Linked DNA regions of Homo sapiens: regions 2 and 3 are each linked to region 1. A link is a loop called in an ENCODE intact Hi-C map of the cell type or tissue named here. Cell type or tissue: dorsolateral prefrontal cortex. All regions are shown on one strand. Each heading gives the region's core, and the rest is flanking DNA. Links, peaks and the distances in the headings are about the cores only.

Region 1 (8,344 bases), core at 1,593-6,592:
TCGCCATGGTACATTTGCCATAACTAAGAAATTAACATTGTTATAACACCATGGACTAAACTCCATACTTATTAGGATTTCACCAGTTTTTCCGGGAATGTGCTTTGTTCTAGGATCCAGTCCAGGGCACCGCATTGCGTTCAGTCACCTGTGTGTCATGGATGAAAGAGCAGAAGGCCCCCTCTTCATCAGCTTTGCTCACTCCCGGAAGGCAAGGCCCGTTTCCTGGAGTGGGGAAACGACCCACACAAGCCCCCTGTCCTGCTGAGTCTCCCCATCAGGAAGTGGGTTTCCTAAGCTCATCAGTGCATTCAGGAGCTCCCTTCCCAGAGCTCTAGACTAATGAAGGAGTTCTGTGGCTTCTTGCTAGCATGGAAAGCTGAGGAAAGAATGTCAGAACAGAAGCAGACCACACAGATGGGAAACGGGACACCCAAAGCATCTGAGAGGCCCTGTGTCCCTGCTGCTTGGTACACACACACACACACACACACACACACACACACACACACACACACAGCCCCAAATCAGACCTTCCTGTAGCTCAGAGAGTGGTTCAGAATCCAGAACTCTTTTCCCCAACTCCAATCACTTGAATGAGAATAAGAATGAGTCCCAGCCCATCCCCCAAGCCCACACCTGCCACTCCTCCCACAGAGCTGGTTGTGGTGCCTGGATGTGGGCACTTCTGGGTCCCAGCCCACCCTGGAAGCAAGAGTCAGCCAGGCTCCCAGGAGCAGTGGAGGGAAGGCCCCCTTGGCGTGGGTGAAGACAGGACAATGCCCACTTTTTCAGGCAGCTGGCAGAGCCTGCCAGGCCCTGGGTGTCTGAATGCCCATTGGAGCCAGACACTGGACTCTGTTTCCCAGGCAGCCCTGTGCCAGCACCTGCCCCCACCCAGAGAGAAGGAGCCTTTCTTTCCTGCTGGCCAAGGCCAAGGCTCCCAAAAGAGCATCAGCGGCAAGAGGGGCTGACCTTTGTTCAGGAAACTGGAGTTTCCTGGCCACCCGTACCCCACCTCCACTTGGGAACCTTGGAGCTGGAAAGGGAAGTATGTGTAAGGGCCTCAGTTCCCCTCTGTGAGTCTGCCCTGCTCCCTCCAGACTCTGAAGCTGCAGGACTGCCAGCCGGCCTTGGCAGACCCCCTCCCTGCCCCCACCCCACCCCACCTATTCATCAAGGGCTCTGAATGCTAAAGACCTTCACAAGGCTCATCCTGTTGGCCTTGAAAGGGACTCACATTAAAGACTGCTGCAGGGTGCATTTGGAGGGAGGGAGGGAAGAAGGGATTCCAACTGGAGTGACTGTGCCCACTTGGAAGGTTGCAGAATTGAGACCCACAGAGGTACCTGATGATGAGCCCAGGCTCCCCAGCTAGGGGAGGGACATGGATTGTGTCTCCAGACACCAGTTCAGGATTTGAGTTGCATGTGGCTTCCAGGCCATTTGCTCTAATGACTCACACCACTAGTTCTGTATAAGGACGTGGATCAAGGTATCCTCAAGGGGCCTTGGATACTGCTGGGGTTATTTGCTATCCAATCCTGACAGTTCCATTTGGGCCCCATGGATGAGCAAGTGCAGGGCCAGCTGGGATTTCTGGAAGGCCTGGGACTCACCCAGAAAATAGCCTCGGAGACATTTTGGTGTGGCTGTCCAGAAAGCCAGGCTGTGGGGCACCCTCTTCCATCAGGCCAGCTCTGGGAGATCCCTAAGCCTGAGAACTGAGGGCAGCAACACCCCAACACCCCTCCCTGACAGCCCCATCCACTCACCCCTAGGCCAGAGAGAGGGAGCAGGGGTGGATCTTGTGCCTGTCACACACACCGCTGACATGTACAGAAACATACGCACAGAGACACTAGACCCCCTCACCAATAGATGCAGGGAGACACAAAGATGAACACACACACACACAAGCACACAGCAGACAATGGCTGTTGGATCTTTATCATGGGCACTGTGATGTGTGCCTGGCCCTGATCATCTCATTTACTCCTCACACAACACACAAATATACGTAGAATGGGACCTAAGCAGAGAGACCAAGACACACATATTGGAAACCCAAAGACAAATACCTCACAGACTCAGACACACAAAAAGGACAACCAAACCATGGACCCACAAAGATAAACACACCAGTGGTGTCCCAAGGGCCAGGAGGTAGGACAGAGCCAGCCAGGAGCAGGCAAGTACTTTGTCTGCAGAGAATTTAAAAGTCACCATGCTTTTGATTATCAACTTGCACTGCAATTCCTTAACCGTGTCCGTAAAACAATGCTCCATTCCCCTCCCCAAATTATTCTGTTAATTCTTACCTGTTTTATTCCAATTTTTTTATTGGGGTAAAGTATGCATAACACAAAATTTATCATTTAACTGCTTTTTCATTGTGATGTTTTAATGATTTTTAAGTGTGCAATTCGTTGGCATTAAGTACATGCACGATGTTGTGTGACCATCACCACGATCCAGGACTTCTTCATCATCCTAAACAGAAATTCTGTACCTATTAAACAATAACTCTCCATTCCCCATCTCCCAGTTCCTGGTAACCTCTATTCTACTTTCTGTTTCTGCGAATTTGCCTTTTCTAGGTACCTCACATGAGTAGAATCACACATTTATCTTTTTGTGTCTTAAACTGTTTATTTTATTTTTATTAGTTATTTATTTATTTTTGAGATGGAATTTTGCTCTTGTCGCCCAGGCTGGAGTGCAGTGATCTCGGCTCACTGCAACTTCTGCCTCCCAAGTTCAAGCAATTCTCCTGCCTCAGCCTCCCGAATAGCTGGGATTACATATGTAGGCTTCAAATATGCACATTTATATTACTTATCCTTTAGTTAACCTTGTGTTCTACGTGAAAGTTAATTCCAAGAACTCCTGGCTCCGCAGTTGGCCTCTAGACAGGTTTTGATGGTTGGCATCTACCAAGTCACTTCCGGTGCAGGCTGTGTCTCCAGGCCCTAGCTCCATGATAATGAAGTTGTAGAACAGAACTTGAATTGCTTAATTTTATTTGTGACTAAAATTTAAAACTGTGAATCAGAGAGCAAGCTGTGAAGCTGCAATAGTTTTTGTTTGGAAAATGCAAATTTTACATTATATAGGGAATATTTTATTGAATTTGAACAATACGTTTAAAGTTGAAGTCTCTTCTTTGCAGATTATTCGTATTTTAGTCTTATTTAATTCTAATGTAATGTTATTCATTACTGGGACAAATCAGTATGTAAGTATATTCCCCCCCTTTGTTTAAATAATGTAATTTAAAACTATTTGCCCATTTTTTCCCTTTTTTAACTATAATGACTATTTCTTATTTTATTTATTTTTGAATTGGCATGAGTTTATATAGGAAATTCAATAAAAGAAAATTTTGGCTGCCTGCCATTTATTGTTACTCATTTCATGATTACTACTGCCAATAATTTTGTCTTATAGAAGAGGGCAGGTGTTAAAAATCTGCTCAGGGTATATGCTAGGTACCCCCTGAGACAGGTGTGCGTGCACACACACACACACACACACACACGGGCACGTGCACCCTCTGCTAAGTGCCCAAGTCCGCTAATCACGAGTGGGTGGGTCTCTCCAGCCAATAGTAGTCCCGGTGGTGGGAGGGTGGGTCCCAGATTGGGCGCCGGCGGACAAGGTGGGGTCGGGAATGGACGGCAGGAAGGAATAGAAGAGGATTCAGGCCCCAGTGAAGGTCCTGAGCCACAAAGACCGCCTCTGCCGCCTACTCCTGCCCCTTGCCCCGTCTCTGCTGCACTTCCGAAATCTACCACGAGGTGTCGCTGTGGCAAAGCGATCCCCGCCTCCGGACGCTTCCGAACTCTCTCGGCGACGTTTGCTGAGCGCCCTCGGTGCCAGGTACCGTGACTGGCCCTGGGGAGTCCAGACAAATGAGGTACAGCCTCTGTCCCTGAGCACCGCACAGCCTGGCGGGGGGCTCACAATGGGATCTAGGTGTGCACAGCCTGGCGGCGAGCGAGGACGTGGAAGGGCGCTCAGAAGCGGCTGCGTCACGGAGGGCCTTTAGTCCCAGCCGGAAAAGCTCAGGCTTTCCCACGAGGCGAGCAAAGGTCTGAGCGGACGTGTGCTTAGAAAGGCGCTCTGTGTGCTATTATTTGTGTTTTAAAAACGAAGGAAGGGTGCAAAATAAAGACCATACATTGTGAGTGTTCATAGGATATATCTGGAAGATATTTTAAAATGGGGGACATTTGTGTCCTCAGAAAATGAGATTCGTGGCTGGGCACAGGGATGGGGTAACTTTCACTCCGTGTATTTTGTTCATTTTGAGCTATGGAAATGGATCAACTTTCTGAAAAATACATGAAACAAAAACTATTAAATTAAAATTTGTAAAGTCTTTATAATAAAAACAAGTCAGTTAAGATCATTTCAACTGTGTTGTGTAAGATGAGCTGGAGAGACAGAGGCGGAGGCAGGGAGACCTTCAGAGCTGGGCATTGGTCCTGGGGAGGAGTTGGAGGAGACCTGGCCTGGTGGGGAGGTGGGGTGTGAGCACACCGCTGGGCTCTCCAGCAGTGATGACAGGCACAGGGCTTGGCTTATGGATTTTTCTGGGGCAACAAAAATATAAGGGCATGAAAAACAGAAGTATTGCTCCCAGATTTTAAAAAGGAAACTACAAAATCCAAATGAACAAATGTTTAATTAGATGTCTACAGAATGGAACTCATGCCAACCAGCCAATTGTCACATAATTCACAGAGCAGAATGTGAGTGCATTTTGATAGGTTTGACATGTTGCGGCAGGGAAGCCCAGTGGGGGATCCCCAGGACCTGCCTCCATTCTATACTTCCAGGGCTGAAGCCAGGCACCAGGGAGGCTCAGAAGTCACATCCCATACCAGGAGCAAGTTTCTGAGGCTTGGATACTCTTAGATATCCTCATGCCAAAGCCCCCTCCTGCCCCAAGTGAGGAGTCTGAGCAGGCCAGGTTGAGGGCAGCCCCCAACAGCAGGGCTCTTTCAAGGGTGTGTGTGTGGAGCAACAGTGGTGGGATAGCATCAGTGAGTGGAAACTACACCACAATAGTCAAGCCCACTCCCTGGACAGAAAAGGAAGCTGAGCCCAGAGCAGGGCAGGGACTGCCCCAAGGCCACACAGCCAGTTAGTTGGTGCACTGAGACTCATCCTGTCAACTCTGGCTTCCAGATCTTGGTGGCCTCCACTGGATCACATTGATGCCCTGCACACCCCAGTCCTGAAGCCAAGAGAGGACCTTCAGGGACCTCTTGGCCTTCCTCAGACAGCACTGCCAGCTATTCATGACTCCAGAGGGTTATTTGGTGGGATTTAGGAGAAAGTCCACATCCCAGGCCTTGCAAATGGCTGTGCCTCCTGGGGAGAGGAGTGGAGGGGAGGGCTTGTCCAGGCTGCTGGACATTTGCCAAGTCTCAAGGCACAAGCCTGTGAGCTGGCCTTCCTGTGTCACAATTCTCTCACCACAGCAGGCCTCCGTCACCAGCTCACCCTGCCCCACAATCCTGGTGCATGCAAAGGCATCTGGATTCCCAGGCTTGATTACATAAAAATTTAAAACTTCCATGAAGCAAAAAATACCTCATATGAAGGTAAATGAAAAGTGACCAATGGAAGAAGATGTCTACAACATAAGTAAAAGAGGAATGATATCTATAATATGTAAAGAGTTCTTATAAGTTAATAATTTAAAAAAATATGAGTAACCCAACAGGAGGCAAGGGTCCAATGAGGTAATAGCAGGAAAGGAGCTTTGCAGGAAGAGCTGGATATGTTTGAGGGTGAGTGTCCTGGGAAAAGTTGAGAGGAGGAAGCTTATTCTCTCCTGGTAGGCACAGAACCAGAACTGAACCATCTCTGTCTATTCTTTCTTTCTGACTGAGAGGCATGAATATTCCCTATGCCAGTCAGCTCAATGGAAAACACACACACATACACACGCACATATATACACACACACATACACCCCCTAAGCAAACGTCCTCCTGAGAGCCCTTCTGTGAGTCTTCTAAGATGTTTCAGTCCCACAGAGGGACTCTAGACTGAACCATGAATCCTATGAGTAACAGGTGAGCTTGAGGCCTGGGGAGGACACTTGGCAACCTCCCTACCTCCACTCCCTCTTTCTCCTTCCTAATAGAATCCCAGGCAGCCACCCTATTGCAGGCCCAGCAAAGGATTCATGATTGGACAAGACCACAGGTTTTTGAGAGGAGCAGCTGCATCCCACAGGGTGTTTAAATTTTTGTGGAACATAATTGGTAATGATGGGGGCACTGTGGGCATTTGGTGAGCAGGAATCGAGGTTAGAATTCCTGACAGTTGCACATAGCAAAACTTTGGCCTGAGCCCCACGTGACTTTCAAATGTTCCACTGGACAGAAATGTAGGTGAAAAATCTGAGCCTAGAATCTAATCTCATGTGACATATTAATAGAAAGGTTTTTTTGCAAGACTTTCATATATATTGAAAGCATACTGCAGCAAACCGCCACTGTGCACATTGAGGAGGCCTATGCTTTGTTTCACTGGTATCTTCCCAAGAGTTACCACCTCAACACAATCATGTCACTGGTAGCAATGTTACCAGTGGCGCTTTGGTCACCAAAACAACCCACCTATATTTGCCCATATCTGTTGCTACCGCATTCATGGAGCTTTTAGGCGCAGGTGAAAGCATCTGATTGTTTCATTATGTTTTCTAGAATACTTTTGCCTCAGCATGTATCTTGAAATATATTTTATTAATTATACATTTCCTTTTGTTTTTCTTTTAGAGTTAGGGCATTGCATTGCTATTTTTGCAATTACATGTGTAAGTAGGTCCTACTTCTACAGATTTCATCAGGATAGTAATATTTGTTATGAGAAGGGAACCCTGAGCCTAATGGGATCGAGAATGGCTGGCCTGAGCCAGACGGCAGATGGAAATCCCCCGGGGATGACTATGGGTTCGTGGATTGGGTGGAGCAATTTTTGGCATCTTCACTCTTTGGCATGAACAAGGAGGCAACCACACGGGCCTGATGGCTACTGGCAGCCATCTTGTGTTCATGAGGGAAATGTTCCTGAGAATAAAGCCAATGTGGAGAACAGAGGTGGGGGACCTGGATCTTTGGTGATGTCACCGAGCCCTGATGCTATGGCATCCGAGGATACCCTGCCTCTGCATCTCCAGCCCTGTGAGGTAAATGTTCTTATGAGGAAAACAGTGGCAACCAACTGTTAGGTACAATGGCATGAATGGTTTGGGTTAAATGGCACTACTACCTCGGTTTCCCTCAGAAAAAGGGATCTTGGTGAGCATGGATACAGCTTCCTCTTACAGTGATGCCAACATGGCCATTCATGTTTCTGACCCTTTAACGGCCACCTTTAAAGGCCAGACCTCAGAGGAGACAGTAGCAGCTGCAGTTTTCTTCCTGCTATAGGCTTCTCTCCACCTCTGAGAAATGTTCATGGGGCTCAAAGTGGGTGGGGCAGAAAGGCTATGAATCTAGGTCTCCATAAGAGCTTCAGGCTCAGTATCCACTGTGTAAACCAAGAGTGGACCCGAGCCACAGAAAATCCAGCCTGGCAGAATCCCGGCCTGTTGCGCACATCTGGAAGACATGCGGGAACTACCCAGTCCAGCTCCCTGTGTATCAGTCAGGGTAGGCTGTATTATGGTGACAGCAACCCCCCAAATCTCAATGACTTGAAGCAACTATGTTTCATTCCCACTCCTATTTACATGCCCATTGAAGATGGGCAAGAAGCCTCTGCTCATCCAAGTCACTCCGGGACGCAGGCTGCAGGGAGTTCCATGTTGACCCGTACTCTCACCATTCCTGGAAGCAGAAGGAGAGCACAGCAAACCCCAAACTTACTGTCCATTAAGGCTTCTGCTGAAAAATGTCACATATCTCTTCCCCACATTTGATTGGCCAAAACAAGTCACACGGCCATACCTGCCTTCACCAGAGATAGGGCGCATACTCCTCCTGCCAGGAGGGCCAGTAAAGGAGAAGACACTGCATATGAGGACAGTGTACAGCCTCCTACACTTGATTTGTTGTCATCTATGTGGTCACCCTGATTCTACCTGAGCTCCCAGAGGACCTTTCCATGACAGCAGGTCTGACTGTGCTGGCCTCCATGTGAGGGCCTTCAGGGGACCTCATCCCTGACCAGAGGAAATGCAAACCTTCAGCATGGCCATCAAAACCATTCATGAGGCCAGGCACGGTGGCTCATGCCTGTAATCCTAACATTTTGGGAGGCCAAAGCAGCCGGATCACTTGAGGTCACGGGTTCGATACCAGCCTGGCCAACATGGTGA
Region 2 (8,344 bases), core at 1,810-6,809, 130 kb before region 1:
CTCCCAAAGTGCTGGGATTACAGGCATGAGGCACCGCGCTCGGCCCTTTTAACCATTCTTTTAGGAAGTAGGTATCTGGGGGTGATGAACTCTCTTAGCTTTCCTTCAGTAGAGAATGTCTTAATTTTTCCTTTATTCCTGAAGGATATTTTCACTGGATGTAGAATTCTTCACATAAAACTTCTAGACACAAAACAGTTCTCAAAACAATATTCGAAAATATTGTGCCACTTCTGCCTGGCCCCATGGGGCTTCCACTGACACCATGGGTAGGGGAACCTCCTTACCACAGAGAGATGGAGGGAGTTCCAGCTTCCCACTCGGCCTTCTCTGACCACCTCCAGGCAGGGAGGAAGAGGGGTGCCTCGTTCTCACTTGGTTTTGGTGAAAGTCCTGGCTCTCCACCAGGCCTCCTCTGCCACTGTCCCAGCAGGGAGGGAGAGAGCATCCTAACCTTTGGATGGATGTGGTTCCCCAAGTGGCCTCCACTGACTTTGCAGGGGCTGGGCCTCATTGCCACTGAATGGAGATAAAAGTGCCAGCCTTCCACTTAGGCTTCTCTGACACCACCCTGGCAGAAGAAGGGGCCGCCTCTTTACAGCTGTGCGAGGGTGGAAGTCCAGGCTCCCACTCAGCTTTTCCACCATTTGTTTACTCTGTGGAGTTTGGCTGCACTAGAGTGATTATTGGCTAAAAGTTTCTGTCTTGCTAGGCTGCTCCTTTCCTGGTCGCTTGACTAGAGAGCAGCCCTTCTTGGGGCTTCTCTTGTCTGTGTCCATTGTTGTATTAAGTTGTCAGCTTCTCCAGGATCCAGTTAAGATACAATTAAGGCAAAATTAAAACCCAGAGGCTGGGTGTCATGGCTCACACCTGAATCTCAGCACTTTGGGAGGCTGAGGTGGGAGGAGCGCTTGAGCCCAGAAGTTCGAGACCATCCTAGGCAACATAGTGAGACCTCATCACTACAAAAAAAATGGGCACCGTGGCTCGCGCCTGAAGTCCCAGCACTTTGGGAAGCCGAGGCAGGTGGATCACCTGAGGTCAAGAGTTTGAGACCAGCCTGGGCAACATGGTGAAACCCTGTATCTCTAAAAAACTATATAAAAAATTAGCCAGGCGTGGTGGCAGGCCCCTGTGATCTCAGCCACTCAGGAGGCTGAGGCAGGATAATTGCTTGAACCCAGGAGGCAGAGGCTGCAATGAGCCAAGATCATGTGCCATTGCACTCTAGCCTGGGCAACAAGAGCGAAACTACATCTCAAAAAATAAAGAAATACATACATACATAAAAATTAAAATGTATTAGCTGGTTATGGTGGCACATGCCTGTGGTCCCAGCTCCTGGGTAGGCTGAGGTGGGAGAATTGCTTGAGTCCAGAAAGTTGAGGCTATAGCGAGCCATGATTACACCACTGCACTCCAGCCTGGACAAAAGAATGAGACCCTGCCTCAAAAAAAGAAAAGAAAAAGAAAACTCAGAGAACTCCCGCTGTGTCTTTCCCTGGGTCCCAAGTTCCCCAGCCAGTCTCCTTTCCCCTCAACCTTTCAGAGTCTTCTTATGTTTATTATATATGATATTCAAGAGTTTTTAGCTTTACATAATGGGAAGAATAGGAATAAATGTGTCTACTCCATTTTGTGTAGAACCAGAAGCTGTGGGAATCATTGTTCTTATTAACACTTATCTCCTGGAAGAGCATTCCATGCTCATGGATAGGAAGAATCAATATCGTGAAAATTGCTATACTGCCCAAGATAATTTATAGATTCAATGCCATCCCCATCAAGCTACCAATGACTTTCTTCACAGAATTGGAAAAAACTACTTTAAAGTTCATATGGAACCAAAAAAGAGCCCGCATTGCCAAGGCAATCCTAAGCCAAAAGAACAAAGCTGGAGGCATCATGCTACCTGACTTCAAACTGTATTACAAGGCTACAGTAACCAAAACAGCAGGGTACTGGTACTGGTACCAAAACAGAGATATAGACCAATGGAACAGAACAGAGCCCTCAGAAATAATACCGCACATCTACAACCATCTGATCTTTGACAAACCTGACAAAAACAAGAAATGGGGAAAGGATTCCCTATTTAATAAATGGTGCTGGGAAAACTGGCTAGCCATATGGAGAAGGCTAGCCATATGGAGAAAGCTGAAACTGGATCCCTTCCTTACACCTTATACAAAAATTAATTCAAGATGGATTAAAGACTTAAATGTTAGACCTAAAACCATAAAAACCCTAGAAGAAAACCTAGGCAATACCATTCAGGACATAGGCATGGGCAAGGACTTCATGTCTAAAACACCAAAAGCAATGGCAACAAAAGCTAAAATTGACAAATAGGATCTAATTAAACTAAAGAGGCTCTGCACAGCAAAAGAAACTACCATCAGAGTGAACAGGCAACCTACAGAATGGGAGAAAATTTTTACAATCTACCCATCTGACAAAGGGCTAATATCCAGAATCTACAAAGAACTTGAACAAATTTACAAGAAAAAATCAAACAACCCCATCAAAAAGTGGGCAGAGGATATGAACAGACACTTCTCAAAAGAAGACATTTATGCAGCCAACAGACACATGAAAAAATGCTCATCATCACTGGCCGTCAGAGAAATGCAAATCAAAACCACAATGAGACACCATCTCACACCAGTTAGAATGGCAATCACTAAAAAGTCAGGAAACAACAGGTGCTGGAGAGGATGTGGAGAAATAGGAACACTTTTACACTGTTGGTGGGACTGTAAACTAGTTCAACCAATTTGGAAGACAGTGTGGCGATTCCTCAAGGATCTAAAACTAGAAATACCATTTGACCCAGCCATCCCATTACTGGGTATATACCCAAAGGATTATAAATCATGCTGCTATAAAGCCACATGCACACGTATGTTTATTGAGGCACTATTCACAATAGCAAAGACCTGGAATCAACCCAAATGTCCATCAATGATAGGCTGGATTAAGAAAATGTGGCACATATACACCATGGAATACTATGCAGCCATAAAAAAGGATGAGTTCATGTCCTTTGTGGGGACATGGATGAAGCTGGAAACCATCATTCTGAGCAAACTATCGCAAGGACAGAAAACCAAACACCGCATGTTCTCACTCATAGATGGGAATTGAACAATGAGAACACTTGGACACAGGGTGGGGAACATTACATTGGACATTACTTGGACACAGGATGGGGCCTGTTGTGGGGTGGGGGGAGGGGAGAGGGATAGCATTAGGAGATATACCTAATGTAAATGATGAGTTAATGGGTGCAGCACACCAACATGGCACATGTATACATATGTAACAAAGCTGCACGTTGTGCACATGTACCCTAGAACTTAAAGTATAATAATAAAAAAAGAATAAAGATTGTGTCTTACAGACTAAAAAATAATAATAAAAAAACACAAAACTTATCTCCTTTGGGCAAAAAAAAGAAAAAAACCTTATCATATTGGGTTATATTCAAGCAACCTCTTTAAGAGTTTGCCGCATTTTCTAAACTGTAAATTCTTAGAATGAAAGAACTGCGTTTTATTTGTCTTCATATCCCTAGTTCTTAACAGAGTAGGGACTCAATACATTATTTTTTAAATTGTGTTGTAGTATGTTATTAAGTATTCATTACTTACCCAAAGGAAGTTGGGAATTTGTGCAGATACCGACAAGTTACCACTAGAGGGCAGCAGCAACAACTCTTTACAAAGGGCTCTGAAGCCTGCATGCCACTCCGGAATTAAACCTTTCCCAAGAACTGCCTATCCTTAGTTTTCATAAGACAAGCAGAAGCCTGGGAACTGATTGTAGTTGAGCCTCCCAGGGAGACAAAGGACTCTGGGTGACTGACAGGCTGCACCTGGAACACTGGGGCCCCATTCTTTTGGAGAAAGATGCTTCTCCCTCTTCCCTGTAAAGGGAAGAGAATTCACATATTTCCAGCATCTGGTGGGACAGTCATGATGTGCTGGGTTCTCCTCATAGTGGTTCTGCAAGGCGGGCATTATTTCTTCTTCTTCTTTTTTTTCTTTTTGAGATGGAGTTTCACTCTTGTTGCCCAGACTGAAGTGCAATGGCACGATCTCGGCTCACCACAACCTCCGCCTCCTGGGTTCAAGTGATTCTCCTGCCTCAGCCTCCCGAGCAGCTGGGATTACAGGCATGTGCCACCACGCCCGGCTAATTTTGTATTTTTAGTAGAGACGGGGGTTTCTCCATGTTGGTCAGGCTGGTCTCGAACTCCCGACCTCAGGTGATCCGCCCGCCTCGGCCTCCCAAAGTGCTGGGATTACAGGTGTGAGCCACCACACCCGGGCTATTTCCTCCCTTTTACACATGAGGAACTGAGGCTCAGAGGACCTCTCATAGCCAGTAAGAGGGAGTGCTGAAGTTATGACCCGGGCCTGACTGATCCCAGTCTCTTTCCAGTAGTCTACACTGCTTCCCCCAGGAGATGCAAGGACAGCCTCTGCCCTGATACAGTAGAGAGGAGAAGGGAGTTCCTTGGGCAATGGAGGGCCCAGCGTTGTGGCGGTAGAGAGCCAGGCTAGGGGACATGCGCAGAGGAAGCTGCATCCCAGCCCTCCCTGCCCCACACCCTGCAGCCTCTGAGCCCTGAGCCCTGGGGCGGGTCTCCTGGGGACATGGATTTTCCTCTACATCATCCATTCTGCACAGAGTCTTAGGACTCCAGTGGTACCTGGTGGTCTCTGGGGGAAGCCATCCCTTTGTGGCAGTATTTGTGGGCATGAAGAGACAGGGTTGGCCCTGAGCCACCTTTCTTTAATGCAGTGATGATCTACTCTGTGTTTAAGAGTTGTGTGATCTGTGGCCAGTGCAAAGTGAAAATGCAGGACCTCTTGTTTAAAAATTAAGAATTTCAAGATGGCAACATCAGAGCAAGAAACAAAGCACAGGTGCCTGCGAAGCATGCGAGCCTGTGCCATGATACACGTCACATGACCATGAAACCAGCCATGTCTGGGGCACTATTTCTAATTATGACATGATAACAGTGTCCATCTTTTAGGCACGTACTTTGCGCTATAGTCTGTCACTTTAAATATTTTATTTCTTTTAAGCTTTCTAGGGCTGTTTTTCCCCGCTGTGTGTTTTTATCCCTACAATGAGGAGGTTGGACTAGACCAGTTGTTCTTAACTCTAGTTACACATTAGAAGTACCTACGGACATTAAGAAAATACCCAAAGCTGGCCCCATCCCCAGAAATTCTAATTAAACTGGACTGGGGGAGGGGTCTGGGCATGTGAGTAAACGGCTCCCTTGTTCTAAGACTCTAGTTTCTATTTGAGGGTGATGATGACAAAAATATCCTTCCCCTCCTTTGAAAAAGCAGCTGAGGGATCTGGACCACTCTTGCTGCAGTTGGGCAGGGAGTCTTGAGGTCTCAGGTCTGTGAAGTTTTGCTGACAGTCACACGATGAATATGTGTCCCTGGTGGGTCTAGCTAAGGGGCAGGTCTCCTGGGGACATGGATTTTTCTCTACAGCATCCACTCTGCCCAGGGTCTACTCCAGTGGTACCTGGTGGTCTCTGGGGGAAGCCATCCATTTGTGGCAGTATTTCTGGGCATGAAGAGACAGGAGCGGCGTTCCTTCTGTTTCTGGGATCTTCCAGCTTGCCTAGCTTCCTTTGTAAAGCCAGAGCAATTTGTGAAAAGCTGTTATAGAGAAGAAAGCAACAGGAAAATAAAGTTGACCACACACTTTCTGAGTCCCTGGCATTGTGCTGAGGAGCGTTTGTATTTGATCCTCCAAAAACTCTTCCGGATGAGTCTTTTTTTAGGTCTCCGTTTTTATAGCTCAGAAAGGATACGTTGCTAGGCATCACACAGCTGATGAAGTGGTCCCTCTACTGACTGCGAGGCAGGGGCCAGGACTGTGGTTCAGAGAGGCTGTGGAGGTGGACTGGGGTATAGAAGTGGTCAGAGAGGTGCCCTGTCCTCTATCTGACCCCTGCTAGCCTGAGGCCTCGGACCCTATGCTCTTCCTCATGCTCCACCCCCTCCTACCCCAGCAGTACTCCCTGGCCAAACAGTGTCTACAGGCCAGTGTAATCCCAGACCGTTGTGGGACTGGCCCTCCTTTTTCTAGCCAGGGGAGCTGAGCCGTGGCTACAGCCAGTGAGTTGCGGCCCAGGCCTGTCTTATCAGGACTGCACAGAGCCCAGAAACCCCTCACCTGTGAGAATGATCTGGAACACTGGGTCCATTCACCGATCCGGGAACCCAAGGACAAAAGGCAGGTCCCCTGGGGAGGCCGCCCAGTCTCCTCATGGGAGCCCGTCAGGAGATGGGGCTAACACAGACTCAGGCTGAAACTCTGTATAAAATCGAACACCTTCTCTGAATCCTAGTTACGCTGCAAAGAACCAGAGTGTGGCAGCCAGGGTGGGAGCAGGCCACACCCTGATGGCCATCAGCCTCTGGCTCCCCTCAATGGGGGTTAGCCTCACTTTTGAGGAAGGAGCTCAAATTCCCCTCACCACAAACACAATACTCAGAGGGGCTTATAGAGGTTCAGGGGAGCTGTGAGGTCCCGGGTGAAGGAATGAGAAGGAATGGAGACCTCAGTTTGAGTTTCGGGGAGCGAGCAGGATTGCAACCTTCCTAATAGAGCCTTGGCCAGAGCAGAGGGGAGGGCTACAGCTGAGGCCCCACCCTCCTAGGAAGCCACACCATCCCCTTCAGGACTGTGGACCTGCAGTTTCACAACCCTGAGCTGGGCTAAACCAGTGAGACCTGGACCAGCTAATGGGAGCATGAGCAAAGATTTCTATCACACTGTGAATTCTAGGGCTGCCAAGTGGTTTAGGAGTAAAGGGCTGGAGGATCCATTTTGAATTCATTCTTCAAAAGTGTAGGGTCAAATGAAAAGTGTTTCCTGAGATGAAACTATGATATGGGTTGGACGGTGGTGATGATCGCACAACATTGGGAGTATATTTCGTGTACAAGAATGTTTATAGCAACCTTATTCATAATAGCCCCAAACTGGAAACAGCCTAGATGTGCATCAATAATAGGAAAATGGGTAACAGTGCTAGAGTCACACAATGAAATACTACTCAGAATAAAAAAGATCAAACTACAGATACATGTGGTAACATAGGTGACTCTCAAAATCATTACGTTTAGTGAAGGAAGCCTTACACAAAAGAAAATGTTCGATATAATTCAATTTATATAAAGTTCCAGAACAGACAAATCTAACCTATGGAGGAAAAGAATTACAAGAGTGGCTTTGTCTGGTAGGTGGGGCAGGGATTGACTAGGAAGAGGCAGGAGGGAATGGTAATGGGGTTAGGTACTGCTCTATATCTTGGTAGGGATTGGGTTGCACCGGTTTATTCATTTGTCAAAATTTGGAAAAGTTTCACTTAAGATGCTGCATTTTTTTGCTTATGAATTTCACCTCAAAAAATTAAACAAGGCTGGCCGAGGTGGCTCACACCTATAATCCCAGCACTTTGGGAGGCCGAGGTGGGCGGATCATGAGGTCAGGAGTTCGAGACCAGCCTGGCCAACGGTGAAACCCCGTCTCTACTGAAAATACAAAAATTAGCCAGGTGTGGTGGCGTGCACCTGTAATCCCAGCTGCTCAAGAGGCTGAGGCAGGATAACTGCTTGAACCCGAGAGGCAGAGGTTACAGTCAGCTGAAATCATGCCATTGCACTGTAGCCTGGGCAACAGAGCAAGACTCCGTATCAAAAAAAAATAATAATAATAAATTAAACAATACTGAACCCTAGTTAATGAAAGGCATGCTGAAGTAATTAGGGGAAAGGGTGTCGATGTCTGCAATAGATTTTTGGATCCATAAAAAATAAAGTGGATTGATGGATGGATAGAGATGAGACGTAGCAAATGTAGTAAAAATTAATAGTACAATCTGGGTGATGGGTGTAGGAATTTTGACTGTAAAATCATTATGTTTAAAATTTTCTATTTAAAAATGCTGAGAAAAGATACATTGCTATATCATGGAGTAGCACGTAAAATTTATGTGACTTCCGTGCTAGAACAAGAGTGTTTCAGCAGACCCTTCAATAAGTTTGGCCTAAAGCACCTGCTGTTCCCCACAGTTACGTACCATTACTGATTTTTTTTCCTTTCTTTCTCTTGGGAAACAAATGAGCTAGCAAACTGTGCCTGATATGTGGTCTGTCTCTCTCTCTCTGTGGCCAGAAATTCTACCTGTTTGCTGTTTTAACAGACTCAAGAGGGCTGCCCACTGTACTTGTCTGAAAGCTGTAACCAAGTTATGGTTGGTTATTTGTATGTCACTAAGGCCCATAGTTTCTGCCTA
Region 3 (8,344 bases), core at 1,556-6,555, 220 kb after region 1:
CCCTCATCCTTAGGGCACCTCCTCCTGCTCAGTTCTGTCTCCCTTGCTTCCCTGCAGGTCTTTGTCCACGGGGATGACCTTTCTGGTTTCTACCAGGAGATCGATGAGAACATCCTGCCCTCTGACTTCGGGGGCACGCTGCCCAAGTATGATGGCAAGGCCGTTGCTGAGCAGCTCTTTGGCCCCCAGGCCCAAGCTGAGAACACAGCCTTCTGAAAACATCTCCTGCCAGCTGAACTGTAGTTAGAATCTCTGGGCCTCTCCTCAACTGTCCTGGACCCAAGGCTAGGAAAGGGCTGCTTGAGATGACTGTGGTCCCCCCTTAGACTCCCTAAGCCCGAGTGAGCTCAGGTGTCACCCTGTTCTCAAGTTGGGGGATGGGTAATAAAGGAGGGGGAATTCCCTTGAACAAGAAGAACTGGGGATAGTTATATTTCCACCTGCCCTTGAAGCTTTAAGACAGTGATTTTTGTGTAAGGTTGTATTTCAAAGACTCGAATTCATTTTCTCAGTCATTTCCTTTGTAACAGAGTTTTACGACTTAGAGTCTGTGAAAACAGGCAAGGAGCCCGGGTTAAAATATCCCCCTATTCGCCCCCAAAATGCAATAAAAGAAGATAAAAGAGAGAGGATATATGTTCAAATGATTTGGCAAACGCAGCAGTCCTGGTGGCCTCTAGGCAGGCTGGGAGTTTTCCACACAGAATTCCAGGGTGGAAGAGGCCTGGAAGTGGCTTCATTCAGGGGTGGCCTCCTCCCCTTGCTGAGGTGCAGTCTGACGTGTGTGGGGTGGTCAGGAACTTGGACCTCTTTCCAGGGTGGCAGTCATGTTCCCTCCATCTGTCTGGGAGAAGGAGTCTTTCCACCAAAAGCTGTCTCCTCCAGTCCCCTTGCCTGGATGGACAGTTCTACTTCGAATTATAAGTGGCATCTTCTCTGAGCACTCACTCAGTCCTCAAGTTATAGAGTTAAAGCTCTTTTTTTGTCTTCACTCTCAGGCATTTTACGGTGATGAACTTACACTTTCCAAATCTGCATTTTTTTTTTTTTTTTTTTTGAGACAGGGTCTCACTTGTCACCCAGGCTGGAGTGCAGTGGTGCAATCACAGTTCACTGCAACCTCAAACTCCTGGGCTCAAGCAAGCCTCCTGCCTCAGCCTACTGAGTAGCTGGGACTACAGGCGCATACCACTGCACCCAGCTAATATTTACATATTTTTTGTAGAGGTAAGTGTCTGGCTCTATTGCCCAGGCTGGTCTCCAACTCCTGGCTTCAAGCCATCCTTCCACCTCAGCCTCTCAAGGTGCTGGGATTATAGTTGTGAGCCACCATGCCTGGCCCAAATCTGCATATTTTGACAAATACAAATGCTTTCCTTCTGTGGAGTTGGCTTTCCTCAAGTGCTTGGTGATTTTCAGGTGTGTGCTCATTTCTGTAGGTGAGAATCCCTGTTAGATGCCCTGTTTGCTGAGCATGCTGTTCCCTCTTGGGTAAGTGCTGGCTTCTTCTGGGCATGGGTCTCCTGAGCATTGACAGATACTTTTTCCAAGATGCTACACTCATTTTCCCACATGGAAGCAGACGCTGGCTGGCTAGTGGCAGTAGGCGAGGCTTGTTGTTCCCACCAAGGCATCCCAGTCAATCAACCCAAGACTTGTCTGCTCTTGCCTGTAGGGTCACCCCCATTCTTTGTGGGTATCAAGCACCCTTAGTGCTGCACCTACCTTTTGGGCCAGGATATTCCAACCGTTTTCTGGACTTTGGATTCAATTCAGTCCTATCTGCTTTCACACCTTTGGGAATTTCTCTGATCCACTGAGAGTTCTCTTTCTTGCTTTTCAGTGAGGCTGTGTACATGTTCATGTATATGTCAATGTATACATATGTGTGTGTGTGGGTGTATATATATATATATTTATAAATAGATATATATATGCACTTATTTCTTACATACTTTCTTCTCTCACTCCTAGGGTTTGTAGTGTATGCTCATTACCCAAGAAACTTCCTTCTTTATAACATTCACAGTCAACAAGCCATGGTCATAAAATCCATGAAAACAAAAATGGTATTTACATAGGACTCCTAGGCTGGAGGAGGAATCACAGCAAATTATTATGGGCAGAAGGGTAGGAGATCAACCAGTGAGGATTTTGTCCCAAAAGTTGAGGCTTCATTTTTGCAAATGAAATCTCACATGGAACCTTGGTATTTAAACCTAAAAAGGGCAGGCATGTGGCTCATGCCTATAATCTCAGCACTTTGGGAGGCCGAGGCAGGAGGATTGCTTGAACGTGGGAGTTTGAGACCAACCTGGGCAACATGGTGAAACCCACCTCTACAAAAAATACACAAATTAGTTGGGCATGGTGGTGCACGCCTGTAGTCCCCACTACTCAGGAGGCTGAGGTGGGAGGATCACCTGAGCCCAGGAGGTCGAGGCTGCAGTTAGCCATGGTTGTGCCACTGCACCCCAGCCTGGACAACAGAGGGAGACCCTGTATCAACAAAACAAAACACAACACCAACCTAAAAAGAATGAAGCTGCTCTGGTAGAAGGGGCCTCACCCTGAGAGATCGCTTATGAACATCTGGAGCTAAGAAGGTATTTCAAGTACGAGAACTGTCAATGGTGCTTTGGGGTCATGTGAGAAAGGAATAGAGACTAGTGTTTGCCAAGGTGGAGGGCACTGGTGACCTGCGTGGAGGTGTTGATGGAAGGGGGTGGTGATGAGGCTGAGTTAAATAATTAAAAGGAATGGGTATTTTTGGCCAGGCGCAGTGACTCATGCCTGTAATCCCAGCACTTTGGGAGGCTGAGGTGGGCAGATCACTTGAGGTCAGGATTTGAGACCAGCTTGGCCAACATGGTGAAACCCCATCTCTACTAAAAATACAAAAATTAGCCAGGCATGGTGGCAGGGACCTGTAATCCCAGCTACTCGGGAGGCTGAGGCAGGAGAACTGCTTGCACCCGAGAGGCGGAGGTTGCAGTGAGCCGAGATCGCACCACTGCACTCCAGCCTGGGTGACAGAGAGAGACTCCGTCTCAAAAAAGAAAGAAAAAAAGAATGGGTATCTTTTACGTTTTCATGATATACTTCTAATTTTTCCTTAAGACCTGGGTCCTAAATCTGAGGGAAACACTGGTTGATCCCTATCCACTGACTCCCATCTTCCCCGGAGCCCCGAGCTGCCAGGTGCCCTCCTGGACACAGTCCAGGTCCACTCTGAATTTGTGGCAGCTCTAAATATATAAATGAAATCAGGCACATGCTGAGCAGAAGACTCTTGGGGCAGCCCTAGCTCCTACTCAAACCCGAATGGGATGCTGGGGTCGTCCCTAAGGTCAGCAGGGCTGGGGCCTTAGCCCAGGGACCCCGTCTGATAAGAAAACCAAGTGGCTTTCTGAGGAAGAAGCCATAGGGGTTGGGAATCCCGCGAGCCGGCTCTGAATGTGTGCTCGCGCCGCCCCCTGCTGGCCGTGCCCTGACACTGCCCCTCCAGGGACAAGCTGGGCAGGAGGGTTAGCTGGGTGGGCTGGGCCAGACCTTGCCTGAGAAGGTGGTGCCGCTTTTGGGAAAACGTGTCTGAAGACTACCAATGTTAAAATCTGACGTGCTCAGCTTCACAAAATCCCAGCTGCCTGTGTGTGTGATTCCTACAAATGGCCCCCACATTATTGGAGAGAGACAATAAAATACTCTTTTGAAGGCCACCAGCTATGGGAAGGGGGACAACAAAACGTGAATTTTATGACAACCATTTGGTGCCCATAACAACTTCCTTTCTGGGGATATCTGATTTTTTTTTTTGTTTGTTTGTTTGTTTGTTTTTTTTTTTTTTTTTTTTTTTGAGACGGAGTTTCGCTTTTGTTGCCCAGGCTGGAGTGCAATGGTGAGATCTCAGTTTACCGCAACCTGCACTTCCCGAGTTCAAGCGATACTCCTGCCTCAGCCTCCTGAGTAGCTGGGATTACAGGCATGCGCCACCACGCCCAGATAATTTTGTATTTTTAGTAGAGACAGGGTTTCTCCGCATTGGTCAGGCTGGTCTTGAACTCCTGACCTTAGGTTAGCCTCCCGCCTTGGCCTCCCGAAGTGCTGGGATTACAGGCATGCGCCACCGCACCCGACACTTTCTGGGGACATCTGGGATAAGGCAGGGATTCTGCCTCATCAAAGTAATTTGAGGGTTGGAAGGTTGCAGCAGTGCATTTCTGCCATGCTAATGTGGACGTTGGGAGAATGGAGACAGCAGAGTCTGGAGGCAATTCATCAAGCTGTGGGTGGAGGTCTCAGGAAGGAAGCGGGCACCAGCTTCAGAGAGCCTCTCAATGAGATTGGCCACTGCCTCGGGTTTACCCAGGGGAAAGTGGAGGAGGTTAGTGCTGCCTGGGGGCCTGGCAAAGCCTTACTAGAAGAGGTATACCTTTCTCTTAACTCAAGCTAGCAGGAAAAGAGGTGAAGTGGACTACTGCTGATCCCCCCCCCCCTTTTTTTTTTTTCTTTTTCTTCTCTTTTTTTGAGACAGAGTCTCACTCTGTCACCCAGGCTGGAGTGCAGTGGTGTGATCTCGGCTCACTGCAACCTCTGCCTCCCAGCTTCAAGCGATTCTCCTGCCTCAGCCTCCCGAGTAGCTCGGATTACAGGTGCATGCCACCACACTCGGCCAATTTTTGTATTTTTAGTAGAGACAGGGCTTCACTATGTTGGCCAGGCTGGTCTCGAACTCCTGACCTTAGGTGATCTTCCCACCTCGGCCTCCCAAAGTGCTGGAATTACAGGCATGAGCCACCATGCCTGGCCTCTGATCCCACTTTCGGTTAGGGGTTTGGCTCTGGAGTTGAGGAAGCTCAGAATTGTCAAATCTGGAAGCTTGTGGGATCTCCTGGAGCCTCACTACTCAAAGGGCGGTCCAAGGAGGGCTGGACCTTGGAGCTCCCCATGGGAGCCACATCTCAGACATGCTGCATCAGAATCTGCATTTTTAACAAGACCCCCAGAGGATTGCACATTAAACAACCAATCAGGCCAGGCACAGCAGCTCACACCTGTAATCCCAGCACTTTGGGAGGCTGAGGCGGGAGGATTGCTTAAGGCCAGGAGTTCAATACCAGCCTGGGCAACACAGCAAGACCCTGTTTCTACAAAAAAAAAAAAAAAAAAGGAAAAATCAGCCAAATGCAGTGTAGTTTTAGCTACTAAAGAGGCTGAGGCAGGAGGATCTCGAGTCTGGGAGTTCGAGGCTGCCTGAGCCATGATCACACTACTGCTCTCCTATTAATAATGGGCAACAGAGTGAGACCCTGTCAGAGAGGAGAGAGAGAGAGAGAGAGAGAGAGAGAGAGAGAGAGAGAGAGAGAGAGAGAAGGCAATCAATGCTTACAAAACCGTGGTTGTCTACCTCCCAGCAGGTGGCTCAAATGTGCACTGCTTTAAACCCTGTATGTTGACATATGGAGGTGAGGATATGGAGGAACCCCCACTCTAGTAAGTATTCATATCTGTGGGTTTAAAGGCAAACCTTGCATGTGAGCAGAGAACAGAGAAGAAGGCTGCAGGAGCCCTGTGGGAAGACTGCAGCTGACAGGCTAAATGTCCCAGAATAAGCAAGTTCCACTGTGGGGCTGTGCCCGGAAGTCGCCTTGCCAGTAGGCAGGACATGTATACACCTTGATTTCTCAAGGTGCCCACATATGAAGGAAAAGACAAGGATTAGAGTTTGATGGTGCACACAACGTGGCTCGTCAGCACTTCTGAGCCCAGGAATGTTTTTGGAAACTATAACCAGGACGGGCTCTGCTTTCCTCGCAGCCCATCAGTTAGACGCTTTGATGTGGAGCTGGACCATGTCAGACACTTTGCTTGTAGTTTCTACCTTGGAGATGATGTATGAGTGGGAACAAAACAGATCAAGCCAAACCACTGTCCAAAGTAACATCAGCACTCTGAAAAATATCATCTGAACCTCTCAATTATCCTGAGGTAGGCATTCTTAGTATAATTATTCCCATAGGTAAATTAAATAAATAAATAAATAAATAAATAAATAACAATCCGAGGTTAAATCCTGCTTAGGATCAAAGAGCTAGAAATGGCGAGGATGGGACCCTGACCCAGCAACTCTGGCTCCAAATCTCTCTGGCTCTGTTGTTACTCGTGCTTTGTCTCCAGTGTTTGTTTCACTTATTTCTGGGGATGGGAGAGGTGCAGGCAGAAGGGAGAAGAAACAATGAAATGAGAATTTCATATATTTCAGGTTAATTTCACCAACTATCATCAGATGAGGAGGAAATGACTTTAAGAGGAAACCAGTCTTCAGCAGAGATGCTGGGGTAAATGTGGTAGATAGCATGACTCAAAAGGAAGGTGTGGGTGACACAAAGCCACATGGAGAGAGGTATTTAATTTTATCCCCTTTGGGGAGGGGTTCACCAGTTCGAGGCCAAATTGCCCGTCATGTCTTTCAACCACTCTGATATATGGTAGCACTTTCATGTAACTCCCTCTAAAGACACCCAAGAGAGAAGTGAGGAGGGGAGGCTGTCATATGAAGGGCCATCCAGTAAGGTGTTTGATCCTCACCAAGGGAAAGTACTCCCTATAGGACTAGAGCAGAGAGGCCAGTTAATGAAAGGTAAAATAAAAAGTAGCATGACTGGGGCAGTGAGTGAGGTGTCACTGAACACAAATGCTGTATGGCTGCCTCAGGAGAGGGCAGCTATGTGTGCTACTGGTCCTGCCTGACCACATTGGCATGCAGCTGGCACTGACCTCCCCAATGCCCTGGACCTGAAATCTCTTCCATGTAGTCTTTTCATAGGTAGTATTCTTTGCAAGTTGGTTTTCTTGGGCCAAAATAGTCTGGCTATATTGTGGGGGATATGAATCGAGGGAAAGCTTGCTGACCAGAGAGGGAAGAATTTTGAAATTTGCCACTAGGCATTTTTAGGTTTTGTTAATGCACAACTTCTAAAGCTAACACTCCCCACCCTGCCTAACTTGACGAAGGTTTTGTGTGGCCAAGGAGGGAAGGGAGCTGTGTGTCTCTTGGGGGTGGTAGAACCCTCCTGGCTGAGCCAGTGCTTGGTCCTGGGAGACCCTTAGCTTGGGTTCAGACAGATTCAAAGAAGAAAACACCACCAGCACCCAACCAACCCAATATAATCTTGACTTAGGAAATGTTCACTTAGTCTTTTTTTTTTTTTTTTGAGATGAAGTTTCACTCTTGTGCCCAGGCTGGAGTACAGTGGCGTGATCTCGGCTCACCACAACCACCACCTCCAGGGTTCAAGTGATTCTCCCGCCTCAGCCTACTGAGTAGCTGGGATTACAGGTATGCGCCACCACGCTCAGCTAATTTTGTATTTTTAGTAGAGAGAGGGTTTCTCCATGTTGGTCAGGCTGGTCTCGAACTCCCGACCTCAGGTGATCCACCCGCCTCGGCCTCCCAAAGTGCTGGGATTACAGGCGTGAGGCACCACACCCGGCCTCACCTGTTCTTTTCAAAGAACATTATTGGAAAAGCATACAAATCACACACGGCAAGCACCATTTACACCTTGCCTTGTATTTTGTCTTCATGATCCACTTTAAGAAGTGATTAAAACACTGAGGCTGGGCATGGTGGCTTACAACTGTAATCCCAACACTTTGGTAGGCCAAGGCAGGAGGACTACTTGAACTCAAGTTTGAGACCAGCCTGGGCAACATAGCAAAAAACTAAAAACTAAACAATTAGCCAGGTGCAGTGGCAAGTCCCTGTAGTCCCAGCTACTCGGTAGGCTGAGGCAGGAGGACTGCTTGAGCCCAAGAGGTCAAGGCTGCAGTGAGCTGTGATCATGCCACTGCACTCCAGCCTGGGCCACAGAGCAAGAACCTCTCTCTAAAAAATTAAAAAAGTAGAAAAGAGATACTTCACTTATTTTAGTTCTTGGCTTTCTTGCCCGGAGAAGATGGGGTTGTGAAGACACTTGTGGCCTGGTCAAGGTTTTGGTATTTGTTTGCAAGGATGGACTAACATCAATTGTGGTGCAAAAATGGGGTTTTGTGTATTTCCATTAATCTCATACTTTGGTGAAGACACAGGAAGAATCCTTTCAGATGGAAAACTGGCACTATACAAAGGACACATAGCCACACCACATTTTTAGTCTTTATTTTTTAGGTAAATTCCATTGAATCAAATATAACAAAATTACAGTTTTTGTTTGTAATGATCTTTGTTCACCACCACACAATCATAGTAGAATCAAAAGTAATATGAGAACATAAAATGATCAAGGACATCAATGTTTAGTATAATTTCTTAATAAAGGTAAATATCCCCATATTTAGAAAA

Evidence for each region. Peaks named below come from ENCODE experiments on the same cell type or tissue, not always from the same donor. Only the 100,000 strongest peaks of a DNase experiment are listed, where the experiment ranks them.
Region 2: a loop joins it to region 1, with 2.6 times the contacts of the local background. A loop is called at or near these places in 17 of 110 quality-filtered maps.
Region 3: a loop joins it to region 1, with 3 times the contacts of the local background. A loop is called at or near these places in 32 of 110 quality-filtered maps.

Annotation. Positions count from the first base shown.
Region 1 is chr15:89,426,336-89,434,679 of GRCh38, reverse strand. No RefSeq gene overlaps it. Among named protein-coding and RNA genes, the nearest start is that of MIR9-3, 62 kb to the right of the region's middle. RefSeq lists an enhancer at 265-794 and a silencer at 3,640-3,699. In dorsolateral prefrontal cortex, for the core only: CTCF peaks have their summits at 3,584 and 3,801 (motif pointing right); a DNase peak (open chromatin) is centred at 3,799; H3K4me3 peaks cover 1,264 bases; H3K27ac peaks cover 1,218 bases.
Region 2 is chr15:89,552,212-89,560,555 of GRCh38, reverse strand. No RefSeq gene overlaps it. Among named protein-coding and RNA genes, the nearest start is that of TICRR, 19 kb to the left of the region's middle. In dorsolateral prefrontal cortex, for the core only: a CTCF peak has its summit at 3,685 (motif pointing right); a DNase peak (open chromatin) is centred at 3,715.
Region 3 is chr15:89,202,157-89,210,500 of GRCh38, reverse strand. ABHD2 (abhydrolase domain containing 2, acylglycerol lipase) reads right to left here. Exons shown (of 11, transcript NM_152924.5): 11 at 8,146-8,344. RLBP1 (retinaldehyde binding protein 1) reads left to right here. Exons shown (of 9, transcript NM_000326.5): 9 at 58-632. The coding sequence ends at 216. Among named protein-coding and RNA genes, the nearest start is that of RLBP1, 15 kb to the left of the region's middle. RefSeq lists an enhancer at 3,200-3,269. In dorsolateral prefrontal cortex, for the core only: CTCF peaks have their summits at 3,282 and 3,487 (motif pointing left); a DNase peak (open chromatin) is centred at 3,460; H3K4me3 peaks cover 508 bases; H3K27ac peaks cover 1,085 bases.